4 separate regions of the Homo sapiens genome follow, and regions 1, 2 and 4 are each linked to region 3. Evidence: chromatin contacts called from ENCODE Hi-C or POLR2A ChIA-PET data. All regions are on one chromosome and are shown on one strand. Each heading gives the region's core, a stretch centred on a gene start or an enhancer-like site at or near the end of the contact. The rest is flanking DNA. Distances are from core to core; before and after follow the strand shown.

Region 1 (3,087 bases), core at 588-3,087, 1.0 Mb after region 3:
ATTCAGTAAGCCAATGGCAAGTAAAGAAAAAAACAAGGTTCTAGTGAAGAAATGGGACTGCTATAATTTAAAAGATATTTAAGAGACAGAACAGCTAAATGGAAAGTGTACATTTTGTCTGATTCTGAGTCAAGCAAACCAACCAGAAAAAGACATTTTCAATTAACCGTGGAAATGTAAGTAAGGTCTAGATATTATGTGACAGTCCAATAATGACATTATGGAGATAAAAGAAAAAGTTGGTACATTTTAGGGATGCAAACTAAAGTATGTAGAGATGAAATGACAAAATATTTGGTATTGCTGGGGAAAAAAACTATTTCTTACTTTCCAAACCCCAATAAATAAATAAGGTAACACAATAACCTAATAAATAGTAAATCAAAATAAAATGCTTTTGCTGTAAAAAACAAAAAACCTGGAGTACCGGAGCATATCTACCTACACAAGGAAGAACCAAGCTGTGGACAGAAGGGAGTTTGAGGGCTAGAGATGTTCAAGGTGGCATCATTCTGACAGTACTGTTTAGAAAAGCATTCACCACACTACTTAATTCCATTGCTTTAGGTATTTTCATGAGGCCACACAAGAAAGTATGATGCAGCCAGGACTAAAACCAGATGCTCTTTGTATCTGCCTTTAAACATGACAAAACCCTGTGGAGAACCTAATCTATGCTTTCATCTTTAGATTTTTAAACTTGCTTGTTTCATTCAGTTATTCTTTATAGTTCATAACATCATTAAATAACTGATCATATTAGATTATTTTATTTATTCTGCTTAAGTTTATCTTGACTGCTTCTCAAACTCAGATTGGTAGAAGTTTAAAAAAGAAGGAAAGCAAAATCAAAGCAGTAACAACAAAACCATTTTAACATCTCCAAGTGAAATTTATGTCATGCTGGCCAAAAATAAGATGTAGTTTTCATCTCCAGGTACAATGCTAGGAAGAGGTGTTAATGTAAAGTAAGCAGCACAAAGAAGTAATAAAAGGAAACACAGGAATCAAGAAAGGGAGAAGAAAGAAAGGTGAGAAAAACACCACCACCACCACCACCACCACCACCAGCAACAATAACAAACCCCAACAGTGCCCATATGCAGTGCCCCCTAACTGCTTCGAAGAAGAACAGTTCATTCTGCTTTTTTCTGTAAGCTTGAAAGATAGCATAGCTGCCCTGGGAATGTGTAGACTTGCTGAGTCCTTGTTCTGCCCCTACCCAACTAGCTGTTTGGCCTTGATCCTTGATTTCTTTCCTCATCTATAAAGTGGGAATAATGGCACCTGCCTTACTTGTCTCACTGGGTTGAAATGAAAGCGAAGTGAAATAGCAAATGTGAAAGAATTTTGGAACGTTTTTATGTTGTAAGTTGGTTGCTAAGGTCTAAAAGAAATATTAATAATTACGTCGAATATCTTCTGCAGAAAAAATTAAACCGACCCCATCCCCCGCACATCTAGCCCTACCTGGCATAGGTTTTAGTTCTTTTAATTTTCGAATTAGAACATTGTAAAGGAACTGTAGGGACGAGAGTGGCATCAGGTCTCCTCATCCTTCTCACATCCTTGCCCCCGCACCCCTCTCTCACCCCAGAGTTCAAGCACCAACCGAAAAGATTGAGAGTAGCTCAGGGTACGGTAAACGGAGGAAGCTTTGAAAAAGGCGGGGAAAGCCTGGGATGGCGAGGGGGTGCTCGCTGAGGAGGAGGAGAGAAGCGACAGTCGCGGGGCCCGGAAAAGAGAGACTTAGAGCGAAGCCAAAGGCGCCTTTCTTCACAGTTTGGGAACTTACTGGTAGTAAACGCCACTCCATAGAAGCGGTGACCGGTTACCATAGAGACCGCGTCGGGGTGGGCGGAGCGTCGCTTCTGAGCTGTGCCACGGCCACATCAGCTCGGCCAGAAACGCGAACACGTCGGAACAGTGACTTCCGGCGGAAGAAGAAGCCGGTCCGGAGTTCTGGCCGACAGCAGGCGAGGAGTGGGTAGCAGCGCCTATGTGAAGTTAGGTAGGTCTGATGTCGTATAAAGCGCGGAGAGGGTGCCCGCCAATGGCTGGGTGGGTAAAGCCGACTGTGAATGGAGAAGATTCCCAAGTCCCGAGCTTGAGGAGGCCCCGGCTGTTTCGTTAAGTGTATATAGCTGTGGGAAGAGGTTGCCTGATTTCTGGGGCTCCTGGTAGGGTCTCTCTTCTGGAGCGTGGAAGACTGGGGCATCCTCGCGTAGAGAGTTTCACTCTGTCTTTGCGAGGTCTCAGCGCCTCTCCAATAACAGGGGACTCTTGTTCTCTACCAGCTGGTGCTGACGTTATTTCCCATATCATGCTCTCCAGACAATCTGGAGGAAAAGCAAACGAGAAACTTTCAGAAGGAATGCCCCCAAATTTATTTTAATTCTTTGATGTTCTGTTTTGCTTTTTTTTTATTCGTTCATTTTGTAAATATTCATTAAGCTCCTCCAGCGTGTTTAGTGGGTGCTTACTTGTGTGCCAGTTTTATCATAAGACTAGCAGAAATACCTTCTTAGAGGTTCATACACCACCTGGTTCATTATAAAATTCTTTTTTTTAATGCTGTTCATTAATTAAAGTATAAATATATATCGTGAAATACCTAACACGTTTTCCATACTTGTCGGTACACTTATACCTGGAATTCTTGGGGCATTTTAAATGAAAATCTGTGCTTCCTCAGGTTTGCATTATAATCATGATTTACTCGACTAAATACTAAAGAATTTACAAGGGCAGTACTTAATTTTTTCTTAGATACATGGCAAACTGTGATGAATTGTCATTAATATTTCTATTCAGCTAATCTGAGAAGGCCCACTTCTGGTTCCATGGATGATGGCGGTTGAGCAGATGCCAAAAAAGGATTGGTACAGCATCCTGGGAGCAGACCCATCTGCAAATATATCAGACCTAAAACAAAAATATCAAAAACTCATATTAATGGTAAGTCTTTTCTTTCAGATTTTAAATCATGAGGGGAAAAAAATCAATTTTTATATGAAACCACAAATTTAGGTTTCCAGAAAATAGGATACCAGTGGCAGGAATCCAGGTATTAATTTGATTTAATTG
Region 2 (3,029 bases), core at 1-2,500, 1.5 Mb after region 3:
CCGCTCGGCTCTGAGCTCCCTCGGAGCGCGCGTTCCACCGCCTTGGCCTGGTGGCTTCCTTCCCGGCTCGCGCTAGCTCGCTCTTCCCTCTACCTCCAGCGTGCGGCTGCCTTGCCGACTGACTCCACTCGGGCTGGTGGCGGGCGCGGTGCCCCCCTCGGCGCTCGAGTGCCGGCTGACTCTTCTGCGCCGGAGCCCAGTGCGGCACAAAGCCCGAGGGCCGGCGGGCGGGCGGAGACGCGGCGAGCAGGTTCCCTCGGCGCTCCCTCGGCGAGTCCTCGGAGCGCCCGCTCTCTGCGCGTTCGCTGGGCCTCGGGCTGGACAAAGCAGCCGGCAGCGGTTGCTCTCTGCGGCCGTTCCAGGGCCTTGGGCACCACAGAGCCTCTTCGTCTTTTCCCGCGGGTCGGGAGCATTGGGCGACGCTGGGGCTAGGAGCCGCGGCTGCTGTCGCGCCTGGAGTCTCCCTTCTTCCCGCGAGCTCAGCCCGCGCTGGCGCTGGCGCTGGCGCTGGGGCTGAGCTGGCCGCCCGCCCCGAGCCCTGCGCCGCTCCCGCTCGCCGGCAGTCGCCCTCCGACGCGGGCTTTCGCTGGAAGTAGAAAGTTTGGGCTCCTGCGTGGAAACTTCTCCGGCCCAACTCTCCCGGCGTAGCAGTGGGGGAGGGGACCGGCGAGAGGGGAGGAAGGAAGGGGGGAGGAAGGGGGAGACCTGTCTGAATATTGCAATAAAAATAAAGCGAGAAGAAAGAAGCGGACTCACCTTTATGAGGCATCCTTTCTGGTTGTCACAGCTTCTGTCAAGAGTTTTGTTTGGTTGGGGTTTTTTGTGCTGCTGTTGTTGCTTGAAGACCACAATGGTTTGAAATGACGGTGTTTTAAAGGAGTTGCTGGTGAGAGTTTTCTCCACGGATGTTGCTGGGTTGGTGTGTGAGAGCAATTCTCAGATTCCTGGGAAGGAGACAGAGATTGACAATAAAATGGGCTGTCAGCGGCTGGAGAGTGAGAGATAAAGAGTGTGGGTGAGGGAAGTGGCTGCAGCCAGCACACCTATGCTGATTGGTGATGGCTCAAGTGTGTTAATGTGTGTGTGCCGGCGCCCGGCCTCGCCTCCACCGCTCCTCACTGGCCCATTAGCGAAGCCTGACCTCTGTCATCATCCTCCAGCAAAACACTTCCTCCTGCGCCTGAACCAGAGCGGGAAATGAGGCCGAGCCACGGTTCCCTTTTCAAACCCACTAATCACTCCGCAACATGCAAATGCACCGCTCGCTCTCACACAAAATATTGCTTTATGCAAAGCAGCGCCGGGGCCTCGCGCCAGCCGATTGGATGCTCCCTCTCCCCGCCTGGTGCAATTGGTCCGTTTGTTTGAATATGAATACACTTGTTTTCGGCTCCGCCGGTGGGTCCCGGCTCCTCTCCCCGGCGCAGGGCCCCCGAGCCCGGGCTCTGGCGCTCGCCTGCATCTCCCCGCTCCGCGCACGCCGAGATTCGGCGCGGCCCGCCCTGCTGCCGCGAACTTGAGCGGTCAAGTGAAGGTTTCTGGGTTGGGGGTCGCGCCCCCACTCCCCCTAAGCTGGACTCGGGACTCCCAGTCCTCGGAGGGTGCAAGTTTCTGTGCTGTCCTTTCTTGCCAACTCCAGGACAGCGTGGCCTGCCGCCCCGCCCCCGCCCGCCCCCACCCCATCCCAGCCGGGGCCCCAAGACACAGAGCACAGCGGCGGCCGCACCCCAGCCCACCTGGCCCCTTGGAAGAAGAGGAAAGGGGCGGGAGCGTCACTGGGTCCTGGCAGCTCCATTCCAGCTGCGGAGGCCGCGGCGAAGCCTAGGCCGAGAGGAGGTTGCCGGGCCGAGAACTAAACGAGGCCAGAGGCCTCCCCAGCCCAAGCCTCCAGGGCCTGTCCAAATCCTCCACCCCGCTCTCCCCGCCCTTTCTTCTCTCCTTTCTCCTTTCGGAAGCCGCGGTGCGCAGCGGAGCAGAGGCACAGCTCTGGCTGGAGAGGCCCGAGTAAACACGCCACTTACTTTGTGTACAGAGGGTTCTTGTGAAAAGCCCTGAAGAGTCCTCACCAAACACTCACCAACTTCTCCCACGTGCCATTTGTTGACTAAGTGCGGCTGCTTTTCGCAGCGCCCGAGAGGAGGGGAAGCCAGGGGAGATAAGAGGGGAGGGGGAGTGGAAGCCTGGGTGGGGGGGCGGATGACCAATGCTGGGAGGGATTCTCTCTCTCTCTCTGTGTGTGTGTGTGTGTGTGTGTGTGTGTGTGTGTGTGTCCCACTGGCGATGTCGGTATGTCAGCGTGTGTCGTGTGTGCCACCGGTCATCTGTGTGTGGTGCGTGTGTCTCCGCACCACGACTCCCTCTCCTGGGTCTGCTCAGTCCACGGAGGCAGCTCCCCTTCAGCTGTTGCCAGAAAACCGGGGAGGAAAGTAAGTAAATGGCTTTTCTCTTCTGACCACACACCAGAAGTCCATTTGTTGAATGCCGCACGATTAGGACACACCTCAGTACACTCCAAAGGCGCCCCTCGGAGCCTGCAGTTAAGGTGACAGGAGAGCGAGCGGCTGCCTGGTCCTGCGCTGTCCCGAGCTCTCTCGGCGGCTTCGGGCCACGGAGCCGGGAAGGAGAAGGAAGGCCTGGGCTGCTGTACACACCCCAGGACAGGGCGAGGGGGAATAGGGCTGAAGAGCTGAGGCAGGGAGGCTGAAATGAAGCAGCCGAAGGGTACGCTAGACTCTTCTTGACTTAGGGAAAGTGCTGAAAGTCAGAGCTCATCAATAAAATCTGCGCGACCTGAACTCGCTGCTGACTGGCCGCGTCGCCGCAGCCCCTGGCAGCCGGGACAGTGAGGACGCTGCAAGCCGCCCTGGGCCGCCGGGCCACATGTGGGCCTCACCCTCTCGTTCCTGCCTGGGACCCAGCAGCCCTGCGACCAAGGAGCCCGGGCAGGGCTCCCGGGAAGCAAAGGCCTCCCCGGCCCTAGCCAGAGGTGGGGTCGCATAACCCTCTCCCCTCCCCGGGCTGGGGAGGGC
Region 3 (2,943 bases), core at 249-2,748:
GGGAGGCTGAGGCGGGCAGATCATGAGGTCAGGAGTTCGAGACCAGCCTGGCCAACATAGTGAAACCCCCGTCTCTACTAAAAATGCAAAAATTAGCTGGGCATGGTGGGGCACACCTGTAGTCCCAGCTACTCGGGAGGCTGAGGCATGAGAATAGCTTGAACCCGAGGGGCGGATGTTGTGGTGAGCCGAGATCGCACCACCACACTCCATCCTGGACGCAGAGCAAGACTCTTACCTTAAAAAAAAAAAAAAAAAAAAAAAATGTTACCATAATCTACCTATCCTATCTTAGGTTTTGAAGCCTAAGATACGTTTTATAATAAATAGACTTATTAAAACTAATGTTTGCAAACATTGCTAAACTTAACAAATTGGCTAAGTTTCCCTTTGTTAACAAGCAATCAGTTACGCTGAAGAATTTGAAAAATGCAAATTAAATTGTTTTTTGTTATATTCTGACACCCCAAATTTATTATTTGGTCTTGAAGGTAATTGAAAATTAAATTGGTTATTTTGTCACATAAGATAAAGTAACCAATAGTAGCAGTACTGGTACCATGTAAATGGAGACTACAAGATTCTGGATAAAATACAAATTGAATTTTGGCATTAAGAGAGGTATTCAGGATTGCTTAGTGAATTGTGGTATATTGAGGTTTTTTAAAAATGCTAGCAAGCATCTAGCCATTTATGACTTAGTGAATGAGACTATGCAATGAAAATTTCTGCATAAAATACAGGCCCTACAGTTTGGTGTATGAAAATAAATTTATTATTCCAAAATAGCTCCTGACCTCTCTAAATTGGATGATAGACTTTCCTATAGAAAATGTTGAAAAAGAAACATTTTCTAATTTTTTCAGTAAAAGTTTCCATCTCATCCCCAAAAGCTGTAATTGAAAAAACATGCTTATTTTTTTCCTTGTGTCTTTTAAAGAACTACACATAGATTTTAGGGTCAGTGCTCAACTACAAATTCTTGGCAAACAAAGCCTCACACTGTGTGACATACCGACAACCCATGTTGAGAGGCTCCTTACACCTCTTGATGGGTGGGTGGATGGATGGATGGATGGATGGATGGATGGGTGGATGGGTGGATGGGTGTATGGGTGGATGGATGGATAGATCAATATATCAATTGACAGGCAGGCAGGCAGACACATCCAGTTGGTTCCCTTTCTCTGGAAAACCCTGACTAATACAGTAACCTAATTTGTTTCTATTTCAACTTGGTTCTCAGGTCCTGGCTCTAAAAATCAAATAAATTATAAACTATTAGATTGTTTGCTGTATCTGGCCTTAGATGAGTCAATAAAATATATAGTCAGTCATTTTTTACTCCTTTCTCTTGTTCATATTATCAAGTCCATTTGGTCACTGCTTGGAAAATTCTTGAATCTGCTTTGGGTTTTTGTTTTTATTTTTGTTTCCACGTCAGTTAAAGTCTGGTAGTGTTTTGCATGCCCAGTATCACTTCCCCTTCTGGAATTAGCACTCTGCAGTTGGCCTTTGAGAAACCACCCTTGTAGTCAGCCCATGTGGTTCAGATACAGTTGGCCTTACTTTGTGGTTGTAGGGTGGGTTTATCACAAGTCCTGGCCTTTGAGAATGTAGCATCTCACTAGCCTTAATGAATGTTAGAAGGGTGGATGTATGACTAGCCAGGTCAATCAAAGCCAATCAACTTCAGGCTTACTGAGACTAGAGAAGAAGTGATGCTTTTTTTCAATGAGGGTTGCTAAGTTTACAGGTTTAAGACCAGGCCTACTGGTGGCTAATCTTGGCACTAAGTGAGAATCTGCCTTAGAATGTAAACAACATACGTGAAAGTGGAAGCCAGAGACCAAGATAGATAGAATTTGGGTATCTCGATCCAGTTATGTCTGAAGTCAAACCTGGAATTTTCAGTTATGTGAGTCAATAATTTTGTCTTTTTGCACGATTGACCATTAAGTGAATACAAGGTAATGACTAGATGGAAAGTTAGCTCTACTCATTTGAGGATAAAAGATCAAGGGTAGAATGGCCTGTTTGAAACTCATGCCCTTGGGAACTTTTATCTTCTTTTTTTTTTTTTTTTTTTTTTTTTGAGACAGTCTCGCTCTGTCGCCCAGGCTGGAGTGCAGTGGTGCGATCTCGGCTCACTGCAAGCTCCGCCTCCCGGGTTCACACCATTCTCCTGCCTCAGCCTCCCAAGTAGCTGGGACTACAGGCGCCCAGCACCACGCCCGGCTAATTTTTGTATTTTTAGTAGAGACAGGGTTTCACCGTGTTAACCAGGATGATCTCGATCTCCTGACCTTGTGATCTGCCCACCTCAGCCTCCCATAGTGCTGGGATTATAGGCGTGAGCCACTGCACCCGGCCAGGAACTTTTATATCTTTTAAGGAGAGCAAACAGCTGTGACTTACCCCCACATCTTCAATCCTGCCCTGCAAAATCTTCTCATACCATTCTCATGGACCTTAACCTCCTTTAGACAAATGTAGCATGGCCTATGGTAATTTACCATGAGGGTCTGACATTCTGTAATAACAATAAGGCACTTGTAATTAAGTTACCAATTTAGGGTATTTGTATTGGTGTTACTTGCTTTTAAAGTGCTTAGCATGTTTGAAAATTGGAACTTGGACTTCTCACCCTCCAGAACTGTAAGAATTAAATTTCTGTTGTTCATAAGCTAAACAGAGAATACTTGGATAATTTTCTCTGTCATCCTATGTTTCATAGCTAGAACTCAATCCTAGGTCAAATGAATATAAATTTTTAATAGCTGTATCTGAATTAAATAACTTGTCAGGCAGTTAAAGGCATATCATTGACTTAAATTTGTGGTTTATAACACTGCTAGCAAAATGAAGTTAAAGCATCAACAGCTCCTGTTCTTCTTCCCTTTTACCCTTACAGGACTCTCAGTTCTGTGGTGTGAAAGAGGG
Region 4 (2,833 bases), core at 116-2,615, 1.7 Mb after region 3:
TTGAAGTGCAATGGCATGATCTCGGCTCACTGCAACCTTCGCCTCCCAGGTTCAAGCGATTCTCCTACCCCAGCCTCCGACTAGCTGAGATTACAGGCGCCCGCCACCTCGCCCAGCTAATTTTTGTATTTTTAGTAGAGACGGTGTTTCACCATGTTGGCCAAGCTGGTCTCGAACTCCTGACCTCAAGTGATCTACCTGGCTCCGCCTCCCAAAGTGCCGGGATTACAGGCATGAGCCACCGTGCCCGGCCTTCTAGGGATTCTTAACCTGGGGCTCATAGGTGGGGCTTCAAAAGATCCATGAATCCTCCGACTCTTTAATCAAGCACCCGTGTCAGTAGCTGTATGTGCATTTTTCTGGAAGAGGATCATGGCTTTCAATGAGTGTCAAAAGGCTGAGACTGCTCGAGACCTCACCGTCCAATACGGTAGCCATTAGTCCCGTGTGGCTCTTTAAGTTTAGATTTAAATTAAAATTTCAGTGCCTCACTTACACTAAGCTACACATCAAGTGCTCAACAGCCACTACCTACAGGCCAGACCAGATAGAGGGCATTTCCATCATTGCAGAAAGTTTGATGGGACAGATATCTGTATTGGTAGCATTACCAACTGAATACAGGTAAGATTGGATCCAACTAGTGCTTTTGTAAAATGAGTTACCAACATTTAGAAATAAAACATAAAAATCTAAAATCCTGATTGATTTCATTTGGGAAACAGGACTATCTATCAGCGTGGGGCCTGCGTTCCCCTGGCAGCTGGAACGCACAGTACCGCTCCCTTTAGAGGGACTCTTGGTCATATAGAAGTTCCCCGCTTGACCCTCCTTGACGACTGACAGTACGACCCTCGTTTCTAGGGGACTTCGCCCGTCTTGGTCTCCTTCCAGGCTCGCGTTTGTAACCAGACTCCAAATTTTACTAAATGGGGTTGAATTGGGTTTGAGAGCACATCTTAGAGCAGGGTCTAGGGCTGAGATTCGGGGTCTCAGTTGGAAGTTGAGGAAGGGCAACGTCTCCTTCCTTACAGTTTTCCCGGAACTGTAGGAAGTCAGAGGGAATTTTATCCTGCACATCTGTTGCTTGACAAAGAACTTCCCAATCCTCCTCCGAGCCCTCCAGTCCCTAGCCCAGTTCGCCCGGGCCCGCCCCTAGCAACAAGATCGCGGGGAGGGGCCGAGGCGAAACACGAGCCCCGCGCCCACCACCCCAGCTGGCGACGTGGCTCCGCGGCCCCGGCTTCCCCCGGCAGCTCAGCGACCAATGGGCGCGCGAGCGGGGCCGCCCGCAGCTTCCCAGCCCGAGGCCCAGGCGCGCCCCTCTGCTCCGGCTCGGGGCGGGCACTGGCGGAGGGACTGGCCAGTCCCCTCCTCCGCGCCGGCCCCAACCCTGTCGCTGCCGCCGCGCTCCGAGTCCCCATTCCCGAGCTGCCGCTGTTGTCGCTCGCTCAGCGTCTCCCTCTCGGCCGCCCTCTCCTCGGGACGATGGCGCGCGGTGGCCGCGGCCGCCGCCTGGGGTTAGCCCTGGGGCTGCTGCTGGCGCTGGTGCTGGCGCCGCGGGTTCTGCGGGCCAAGCCCACGGTGCGCAAAGAGCGCGTGGTGCGGCCCGACTCGGAGCTGGGCGAGCGGCCCCCTGAGGACAACCAGAGCTTCCAGTACGACCACGAGGCCTTCCTGGGCAAGGAGGACTCCAAGACCTTCGACCAGCTCACCCCGGACGAGAGCAAGGAGAGGCTAGGGTGAGGCCGCGGCCAGGGCCCCGTGGGGGGCGGCGCAGGTGTCCGAGGGCCGCCTGGGCGAGAGCCACGCGGGATACCACCGCCAAAGCGAAAGCGAAATCGCGCGCGCGGCCTCGAGGATGGGGCCCTGCCCAACTCGGCGCTGGGGCTCAGGCTAACTTGCTGGAGGGCCCCGGGACCCCAGCTTGGAGATCGCCGCCGCCGCGCCCCGGCCGGGGTGGTTTCTCGCGGGGAGGCGAGAACGTGGCAGCGGCCGCGGGAGCCAGGACGGCGAGGGCCCGCCCCCTCCCCCAGGTTGCATCAGAAGGGAGGGGAGAGTGCACAAAAGAAGAGTTTGTCCACAGTGGCCTGTTAGTGCCATGAGTTCCTCCCCACTCTCTCGCAGTTTCTCTCTGATCCCCCACTCCCGGGGAGAAGGGCTTGAGACACTCGCTAAGAAAATCTCAGGGATGAACATAAATGGATAAAAGATGAAGGGGCAGGCGAGCGACAGGCTTGCTTCCTGGTCTCGGCCGCAGTGGTCTTGCCTTTTGCCTAATCGCCCTGTAAATCTATCGTAAGGAGTCTGGGCGCGGTGACTCACGCCTGTAATCCCAGCACTTTGGGAGGCCGAGGCGGGGGGAGGGGTGGGGAGATCACCTGAGGTCAGGAGTTCGAGACCAGCCTGACCAAACGGCGAAATCCCGTCTCTACTAAAAATACAAAAATTAGCCGGGCGTCGTGGCACACGCCTGTAATCCCAGCTACTTGGGAGGCTGAGGCAGGGGAATCGCTTGAACCCGGGAGGCGGAGGTAGCAGTGGGCCGAGATTGCGCCACTGCACTCCAGCCGGGGCTAGAGTGAGACTCCATCTCAAAAATAATAAAAATAAAAATAAAATAAAATCTAGTGTAGGGATACAAAAATCCGGTTGAAAAGGGACACGCAGTTTCCGATTGGAAACACGAGGGAGCAGGAATGGAAACGGTTCGCCTGAAACGTTTCTGTTGGCAGCAGATGTCTGCAGAAGCACTCAGTTCTTTGGCAACTGATTTGTTTGGGGGGCAAAAAGCTGGAGGGTTCTCTTGGTGGTGGAGGATTTTGACTTGGGC

Evidence for each region. A loop is a pair of places that touch in the nucleus more often than their neighbours do. ChIA-PET counts read pairs that join two places held with the same protein, here RNA polymerase II (POLR2A). Pooled maps may share reads with other maps.
Region 1: a loop to region 3 is called in a map of B cell, with 8 times the contacts of the local background. The contact joins the promoter of DCDC1 here to the enhancer-like site in region 3. A Hi-C loop is called at or near these places in 1 of 168 maps with a recorded cell type or tissue (B cell), 3 of 37 single-sample maps with no recorded cell type and 4 of 50 pooled maps. POLR2A ChIA-PET finds 5 or more read pairs at or near these places in 1 of 52 experiments (activated T-cell).
Region 2: a map with no recorded cell type shows a loop between it and region 3 (10-fold over the local background). The contact joins the promoter of PAX6 here to the enhancer-like site in region 3. A Hi-C loop is called at or near these places in 2 of 37 single-sample maps with no recorded cell type and 2 of 50 pooled maps.
Region 4: a loop to region 3 is called in a map with no recorded cell type, with 8 times the contacts of the local background. The contact joins the promoter of RCN1 here to the enhancer-like site in region 3. A Hi-C loop is called at or near these places in 6 of 37 single-sample maps with no recorded cell type and 5 of 50 pooled maps.

The regions. Positions count from the first base shown.
Region 1 is chr11:31,367,902-31,370,988 of GRCh38, forward strand. DCDC1 (doublecortin domain containing 1) reads right to left here and starts at 1,838. Exons shown (of 39, transcript NM_001387274.1): 1 at 1,796-1,838. DNAJC24 (DnaJ heat shock protein family (Hsp40) member C24) reads left to right here and starts at 1,959. Exons shown (of 5, transcript NM_181706.5): 1 at 1,959-2,011; 2 at 2,815-2,958. The coding sequence starts at 2,848. RefSeq lists an enhancer at 1,772-2,251.
Region 2 is chr11:31,810,072-31,813,100 of GRCh38, forward strand. PAX6 (paired box 6) reads right to left here and starts at 1,251. Exons shown (of 14, transcript NM_001368894.2): 1 at 1,044-1,251; 2 at 757-944. RefSeq lists enhancers at 817-1,386, 1,089-1,146, 2,494-3,029 and a promoter at 1,034-1,443.
Region 3 is chr11:30,341,338-30,344,280 of GRCh38, forward strand. No RefSeq gene overlaps it. Among named protein-coding and RNA genes, the nearest start is that of ARL14EP, 20 kb to the left of the region's middle. RefSeq lists a silencer at 1,631-1,680. Within about 2 kb of position 1,499, at least 4 of the 41 ENCODE cell types and tissues checked have a DNase peak (open chromatin) inside an H3K27ac peak, as active enhancers do; they include B cell, where a contact is called at or near this core.
Region 4 is chr11:32,089,709-32,092,541 of GRCh38, forward strand. RCN1 (reticulocalbin 1) reads left to right here and starts at 1,366. Exons shown (of 6, transcript NM_002901.4): 1 at 1,366-1,742. The coding sequence starts at 1,489. RefSeq lists a silencer at 1,081-2,110 and an enhancer at 2,579-2,833.